2 separate regions of the Homo sapiens genome follow, and region 1 is linked to region 2. The links are chromatin contacts, found by Hi-C or POLR2A ChIA-PET in ENCODE. All regions are on one chromosome and are shown on one strand. The core of a region is the stretch at or near the end of the contact, and the rest is flanking DNA. Distances in the headings are between cores, read along the strand shown.

The links. A loop is a pair of places that touch in the nucleus more often than their neighbours do. ChIA-PET counts read pairs that join two places held with the same protein, here RNA polymerase II (POLR2A). Pooled maps may share reads with other maps.
Region 1: a map of naive thymus-derived CD4-positive, alpha-beta T cell shows a loop between it and region 2 (14-fold over the local background). The contact joins the promoter of MSH6 here to the promoter of COX7A2L in region 2. A Hi-C loop is called at or near these places in 1 of 168 maps with a recorded cell type or tissue (naive thymus-derived CD4-positive, alpha-beta T cell) and 6 of 50 pooled maps. POLR2A ChIA-PET finds 5 or more read pairs at or near these places in 1 of 52 experiments (naive thymus-derived CD8-positive, alpha-beta T cell).

Annotation. Positions count from the first base shown.
Region 1 is chr2:47,781,161-47,784,436 of GRCh38, reverse strand. It overlaps MSH6 (mutS homolog 6), which reads right to left and starts at 1,292. Exons shown (of 10, transcript NM_000179.3): 1 at 944-1,292. The coding sequence starts at 1,203. RefSeq lists silencers at 510-599, 800-959, 1,240-1,719, 2,870-3,051 and an enhancer at 1,850-1,919.
Region 2 is chr2:42,359,586-42,362,861 of GRCh38, reverse strand. It overlaps COX7A2L (cytochrome c oxidase subunit 7A2 like), which reads left to right and starts at 1,645. Exons shown (of 3, transcript NM_004718.4): 1 at 1,645-1,772. The coding sequence starts at 1,701. RefSeq lists enhancers at 905-994, 1,555-1,614, 984-1,727, 1,635-1,954, 1,728-2,472 and 1 more and a silencer at 1,185-1,354.

The DNA of each region.
Region 1 (3,276 bases), core at 43-2,542, 5.4 Mb before region 2:
ACAACTCCCGACAGGCTTCCCCGGAGTCACTCACGTCCACACATCTTTGTCCAGCGCCCGATTAAGGCCTCTAAAAGCCCAGTGGTGCCCCATAAAAATTACACTATTTCATAAAATAAAATATTTTCCACTCGACACGAATTTCCACATACGTCAAAATATTCTATCTTCGTCTCGGTGCACGTGCAGCCTACCTACCGAAGGACCCAGCCGGATCCCAGCACTTCGGCTCCCCACGGCCCCGCCCCGCCCAATTAGGCCCCGCGGTCCCCATGGTGACACACCCCCCCGCGCTCGCAGCTCGTGGCCCACCCCCTCGGCGGCCCCTCACCTAGGCCGAAGGCCCACCGTCCCCAAGGCGTCTCGGCGACCGCGGCTCTTAACTACCTCTAAGTGTCTACCTCGATCGACTACTGGAGCCCCAACTCACTATCTCCGCGCCGGCCGAGGAACCTCCTTTCGCACCCCACACCACCGGACTCTCCCCGTTCGGCCTCCCGCAGGCATTCCTCCTTCCCGCCACCCCGCCCCCCGCCCCGCCCACCAAGTGGGCCGGGCGCCTTCCCCTTCTCGCCCCACCCCCAGTGCTCCCACCTCCCAGGCCCCCTCCCCACCCGGAGCTGCGCGCGTCGCCCCTTCCTTAGCCCAGCACCCCCACCTGGCGGGACGCGTCTCCTCCCTCCAAAAGGCCCGAACTCTCCGCGTCTCCCCTGCAGCCCTCTTCCTGCACAGCCTCTCTCCTCCGACCCTGTTTACAAGCTACACCCCCAAATGCTCCAGACTCGACCCCTGCACTCATTCAAGCCAACTCTGCGGCCCCGCCTCCTCCGAGCCCAGGGCCAGGCCGTGCACCCCCCCAACCCCCTGTGCGAGCCTCCCCTCGCCGGGTTCCAAGCGCCCCGCCGCTATGCCCCCGCCTTCGACCCCACCCCCACCCCGCTACCTGGTGGGGGCAGCAGGCGCTACCGATCTCCGCAGCCCTCCGTTGAGGTTCTTCGCCTTGGGCGGTGACGCGGAGCGCGCCAAGGGCCTGGGCCCAGGCCCAGCCTCGCTCCAGGCCGCATCCCCGCCTGGGGAAGGAGAGGCCCCGGGGGCAGCGGCGGCACGGCCGCCTTCGCGTGAGGCCCTGGCCGAGGCCTTGTTGGCATCACTCAGCGCCGGAGACTTGGGGAAGAAGCTGTACAGGGTGCTCTGTCGCGACATACCGACAGCCGGCAAGGCCCAACCGTTCTGTCGGACGGAGCTCCTAAAAGCACCGCATCTACCGCGCGGCTCCTGCTGGCGGGAAATCTGGGGGGAGGCGCGCTCCGCCGGAGGAACCCGGGCCCCAGTGGCCAATCAACAGGCGCCTCGCCGTGCGCGGGCGGTGCGCGCCAGGCCCCGCCCCCGGGCGCGCGGCGACGTGGGGAAGGGCGGGGCTGGCACACTGGTGGGTAGGGGCGGGGCTGGCACGCTGGCGGTGAGGGGCCCGCCCTGCCGCCGACGCCTGGGCCCCGCGCGGGGAACTGCTGAGCTCCCCTTCCCTCACGCCGCGGGGCTGGCCGGGCCGGAACACTCCGACCCGGGGTTAGTTGCGGCCGCGGGGCTAGCAGGCTCGGAAAGCCCTGCCTCTCTGGAGCGGAAGCGGGAACAGCGGGGGCGCGCACCGCCCGGGCGGGGATAACCGGGGGGACCCGAAAGGCCTCGGAAAGGGGCTCGCGGGGAGAAACGCGTCCAGCGCTCGCGTGACCTCCTGCCGTTAGAGCATTTTCGCAAGGAGACGGAGCGAAAGGGACCAAACTTTAGTCAGCAGTTCACCTTCACGTTGTATTCTCAAGATTTGTATAGAGTAGGCACTTGGTAAACGCTAAATGAATATTGTAATAGCATTCGTTAGCGATGCTGTTGTGTATGGTGAAAGCCTGCAGCTGTACAAAGTTTTCCTTTGCCAGGCACTGATCCCAGCATTTTACATCTGGTAACTAAATCGATCCTCTCAATAACCTGTGACGTAAGTACTTAAGGGCCACAGTCCGTTATCTGAGCCCTTTGACCCAGGTGTGTCTTTACAGGATTTTTCAAATTTTAGAAAGCTAAGAGACTATGAGAGGCCGGGCGCAGTGGCTCACGCCTGTAATCCCAGCACTTTGGGATGCCGAGGCGGGCGGATCACCTGAGGTCAGGCGTTGAAGACCAGCCTAGTCAACATGGTGAAACCCCCGTCTCTACTAAAAATCCAAAAATTAGCCGGGCGTGGTGGCATGCGCCTGTAATCCCAGCTACTTGGGAGGCTGAGGCAGGAGAATAACTTGAACCTGGGAGGCAGCGTTTGCAGTGAGCCAAGGTCGCGCCACTGCACTCCAGCCTGGGCGACAAGAGCGAAACTCCGTCTCAAAAAAAAAAGAAAGAAAGCTAAGAGGCTATGAGAATAAAAAGGTTCTATTCAAATTCAAGAAAGATAGTGGAAGACAGACAATTGTTTGTCCCCTTATCCAGATTGTGAAATCCAGATTGCCGGAAACCAGTCACAATCAACAGCTGTACATTGGTAAAAACCTATGTAAAATTAGTTGTTTGCCTTGTTCTTGGAGACTGTTCTGCCAGAAGGTTCTCCTTTGCTAGGCAAGTAATAAAATCAATCTAAAAAAAAAAGGCGGGGGCCGGGCGCAGTGGCTCACGCCTGTAGTCCCAGCACTCGGCACTTCGGGGGGGGGGCGGAGGTGGGCGGATCACGAGGTCAGGAGATCGAGACCATCCTGGCTAACACAGTGAAACCCCGCCTCTACTAAAAATACAAAAAATTAGCCTGGCGTGGTAGCACACGCCTGTAGTCCCAGCTACTGGGGAGGCTGAGGTAGGAGAATGGTGTGAACCCGGGAGGCGGAGCTTGCAGTGAGCCGAGATCGCGCCTCTGCACTCCAGCCTGGGCGACAGAGCAAGACTCCCTCTCAAAAAAAAAAAAAGAATATTGCCAAAGGTGGTATGTGCTAAGAAAAATACAGTATGCTTCACGAATTTGCATTTCATCCCTGTGCAGGGGTCATTCCAATTTTGGTATATGTGCTACCCAAGCAAGCACAGTGAAACCAACTGTTTGAGATAATATTTGAGAGTTGGTCTCTTTCCCCCACCGGCATACGTAAACACCCCCAGAGAGTCTGGGGGAACATGCTGAAATCAAACATGCAGTAAAACTTACATGCTTATTCATACTAAGTAGAAAGAATACAGAATATAGACTATAAATAGCCTCAGGTCAAAATTTGCTACCAAATGAGTTTACCCCCAAACTTTTGG
Region 2 (3,276 bases), core at 396-2,895:
AAATCACTAGTCCCAAACCACTTATCCTTGGAGAAATATGGACATAAACCCAAATTGCATGTTCTTTCCATTATATCACAGTGTCTCTTTGTAAAAGTGGCAACTTTGGGCTGGCTTACATGAATTCGCTGAAACCTTTACAACATATTGGCGGTGCTGAATACTTGGGGCTCTTGAACGTAAGCCTGCAACCAGGATGCTGGTGTACACCCTCACCCTGGAATGCTCAGCCTTGATCCTCCTCTTTTCAGAATGGCTTCATATCTATTTATTTGTAACATAGTGCTTAACAGTAGGAAGTCTTGAGCCAAATGCCTAGCTCTGCCACTTATCCCTGACCTGAGCAAGTTACTTAGCTTCTCCAGGCGTCATTTTCCTGTATTCTAAAATGGAGATGATAATAGCATTTACCTTATAGGATTGTTGTGAAGATTAAATGAGTTTAGGGCAATGCTATATATAGGTTAGTATCATCCATCAATTTGCAACATGATTTCATAAGTGCATCTAGAATATGCTTGTGTAAACCTATGGTTAGATGATGAAGCTAAGAAAAGCCTGAGTCCATCCCTGGAGAGTAAGAAACTAGTATACTCCTTTTACACAGTACCTTGCACACAGCACAGGCTTAACAGACATATTTAAATTGAACTGAAGCGAATACTACCAGAACTGAAAGTGGTAGTTCCAGATCTTTCAGGCTCAAGGTCCAGATTTTACAAGTGTTTCTGATCACCCTCCCCCTACCTCATTTATCGCAAAGAGCAGAGGCCAGGAAAAGGATGAATAATCAATGACCTTAAAACTCAGGTGAGAATAAAAACCAGTTCTGAGAAACCGTGTGACATTTACATCCTGGTACCTGAGCTTTAGATCACTCTGCATGTGTATTTCCTCTGCACAAAGCCCAGGAGGCTACTTTTATATTATTGGGGCAAATCTCCCAACAGCCCTGGGTACTAAACAGCCTTCAGCAGGTGCTTCCAAATTTTCTTATTTGCTTCAACTCCCAGGTTGCCAGGGGAAGCTTGGCCGACAAGTCTATACTCCTGGGCAGACTGAGCAACAGCAGGTGGTGGCTTCTGGATAAGAGGTGCTCTAGGTCGGAAGGAAATAAATGAGACTACGATCAGTTAAAGTTCGGTAAAGCAAGAGACGCCTTCAACCCGACGACCAGACGGTGGCTCCGCAGCACAGACTCTCTCGGATGGTGGAATTCCCAACCGGCTTCGATGTAGCCCCGCCCCTACCCAGACCACGCCCACCAATCACCGCCCTCTCCCCCCCAGGCCCCGCCTGGAGCCCGCCCCTCCTAAAGCATGCTCCACCTGACTCCGACACTGCCGGGCTTAGTCCGCCGGGCTTAGTCCGTGGAGCGCTTGCGCATTTCTTGAGTTGTCGTGGCACTGCCCAAATCTGAATGGGGGAAAGAGGGAACTTCATATTTCCTACAGACTCCGCCACAGCGACTTTGCGTGCTCTCTTAGAGCTGGTTTTGCCTTTCGTGGTCCTGAGAACCCTGGCTTTTGGTTCCCCAATGCGGCTTAAGTGTGCAGGTTTTAAGTTAGGCGATCTTCGGGCAGCCCTAGTCCCAGCACCGGGTCCTTGCGCTGAGTCTCGGGACCACAGCCGGGGAGGCGGGGTCCTTCTCTGGGGCGGTCGCGTTGGCAGCGGATGCGGGAAGCCGGACTCTGGGCGTCATGTACTACAAGTTTAGTGGCTTCACGCAGAAGTTGGCAGGAGCATGGGCTTCGGAGGCCTATAGCCCGCAGGTACGAGTGGCGCCTGGCCAGCTCGGACATGAGAAGTGGCGGCCCTAGCCTCGGCGACAGGCAGTCGCGGCGTTGGAGCCAGGGGAGGCTTCTGCCCGCGGTCGAGTTCGTCTCTGTTCTCCTTGCACCTCCCGGGGCCTCTCCACACCAGCGTACGGTGGTCACTGAGGCTTCTTTTTGTGTACCTGCTCACCTGGCGGGGGCTGGCCTGGCGTGGAAGTTTGGTCTGGCTCACTGCAGGGGTCAAGGTGACCCCCGGGGTCACTTGTCTAAAAGGGATGGTTTGTGGGGGTCCCCAGTGTGACCCGAGTCAGAGGTCCGGCCTTCTCCCTCAATTCGAAGACATCTGGCTTTCGGCCTCCTTGTCGTTTGTCATCTGCCAGAGCCCCATAGGCAGCCTCACTTGAGCTCGAGATTAGAGAGCGCGGGGCTATAAAGGCGTTTAGAGAAACCATGGTGCAGGGGGTTGGGGGGCTATGATCTGGGTTGGGAAATTTAACAGGTTACTTAACACGTCCAGGGAGGGAAGTTGCATGCAGCGAGGTTACACTTTCCCGATTGTAAAATATTTGACAGATGCTCGTTGTTTGGGTTGTCTGAAAAGTATTCCATTTCACGCAGATTCTACCAATTGGAGTTTGACTCTCCAGCATGTGTTGGGGGTAAACATGAGGGATTTTAGAGCCCCAGACGTGCCTTTTCAAATCATGGCGTTTTCCGCTTTAATTGTGTGACCTTGGCCAAGTTATTTAATTTATTGTGAGCTCAGTTTCATCCAGGGCGGCGTTAGTACACATTAAATGAAGTGTGTCAAGTGACTAGCAGTTTGGGCAGGTGGTTGGTTCTGGATAAGTGTTAACTGTTCACCAGAAGCTGTCTGAGATAGTATATTCCCTCCTAATCCTCTAGAGAAGTGTGGGAAGTGTCGGTGAGATACGCAGTTAGACTGCAGTAGTGAGGGGCCCAGATGAGGTGTAAAGGATACTCCATTACTGTTGCTTCATTTCCTTTTTCTGTGGGACACTGCAGCTTGCCCAAGAGGCAGATGTTTAAGAAAGATTTCAGGTCTGGTACCGTGGCTCACGCCTGTAAATCACAGCACTTTGGAAGGCCGAGGCCGAGGGTCGCTTGAGCCCAGGAGTTTGAGATCAGCCTGGGGCAACATAGTGAGACCCTGTCTCTAAAAACAAAAACAGATGATTCTAATCTCAGATAAGAAGGGCAAGTTTTTTTTTTTTTTTTCGGGGGTTAGTGGGGGAGTTGCGGTGGGAACGGGAAGGAAGAGTTTAGGGTTTATAAATGTTGAGTTTGTGATATGTCATGCTTGGTAGCAGCTAGATTTTTGAATATGGAGTTTAATAAACTTGGGTGTCTTCAGCCCATAGGTGGTAATTTGTAGGGAAGAAAGGTTGGATTATAGTTAGAGTATAGAAACATGAGGGAAGGGTGGAGAAGGAGAATGTGTTTAAAGAATAGTCCGGATGAGAAGGGAAACCAGTGTGGT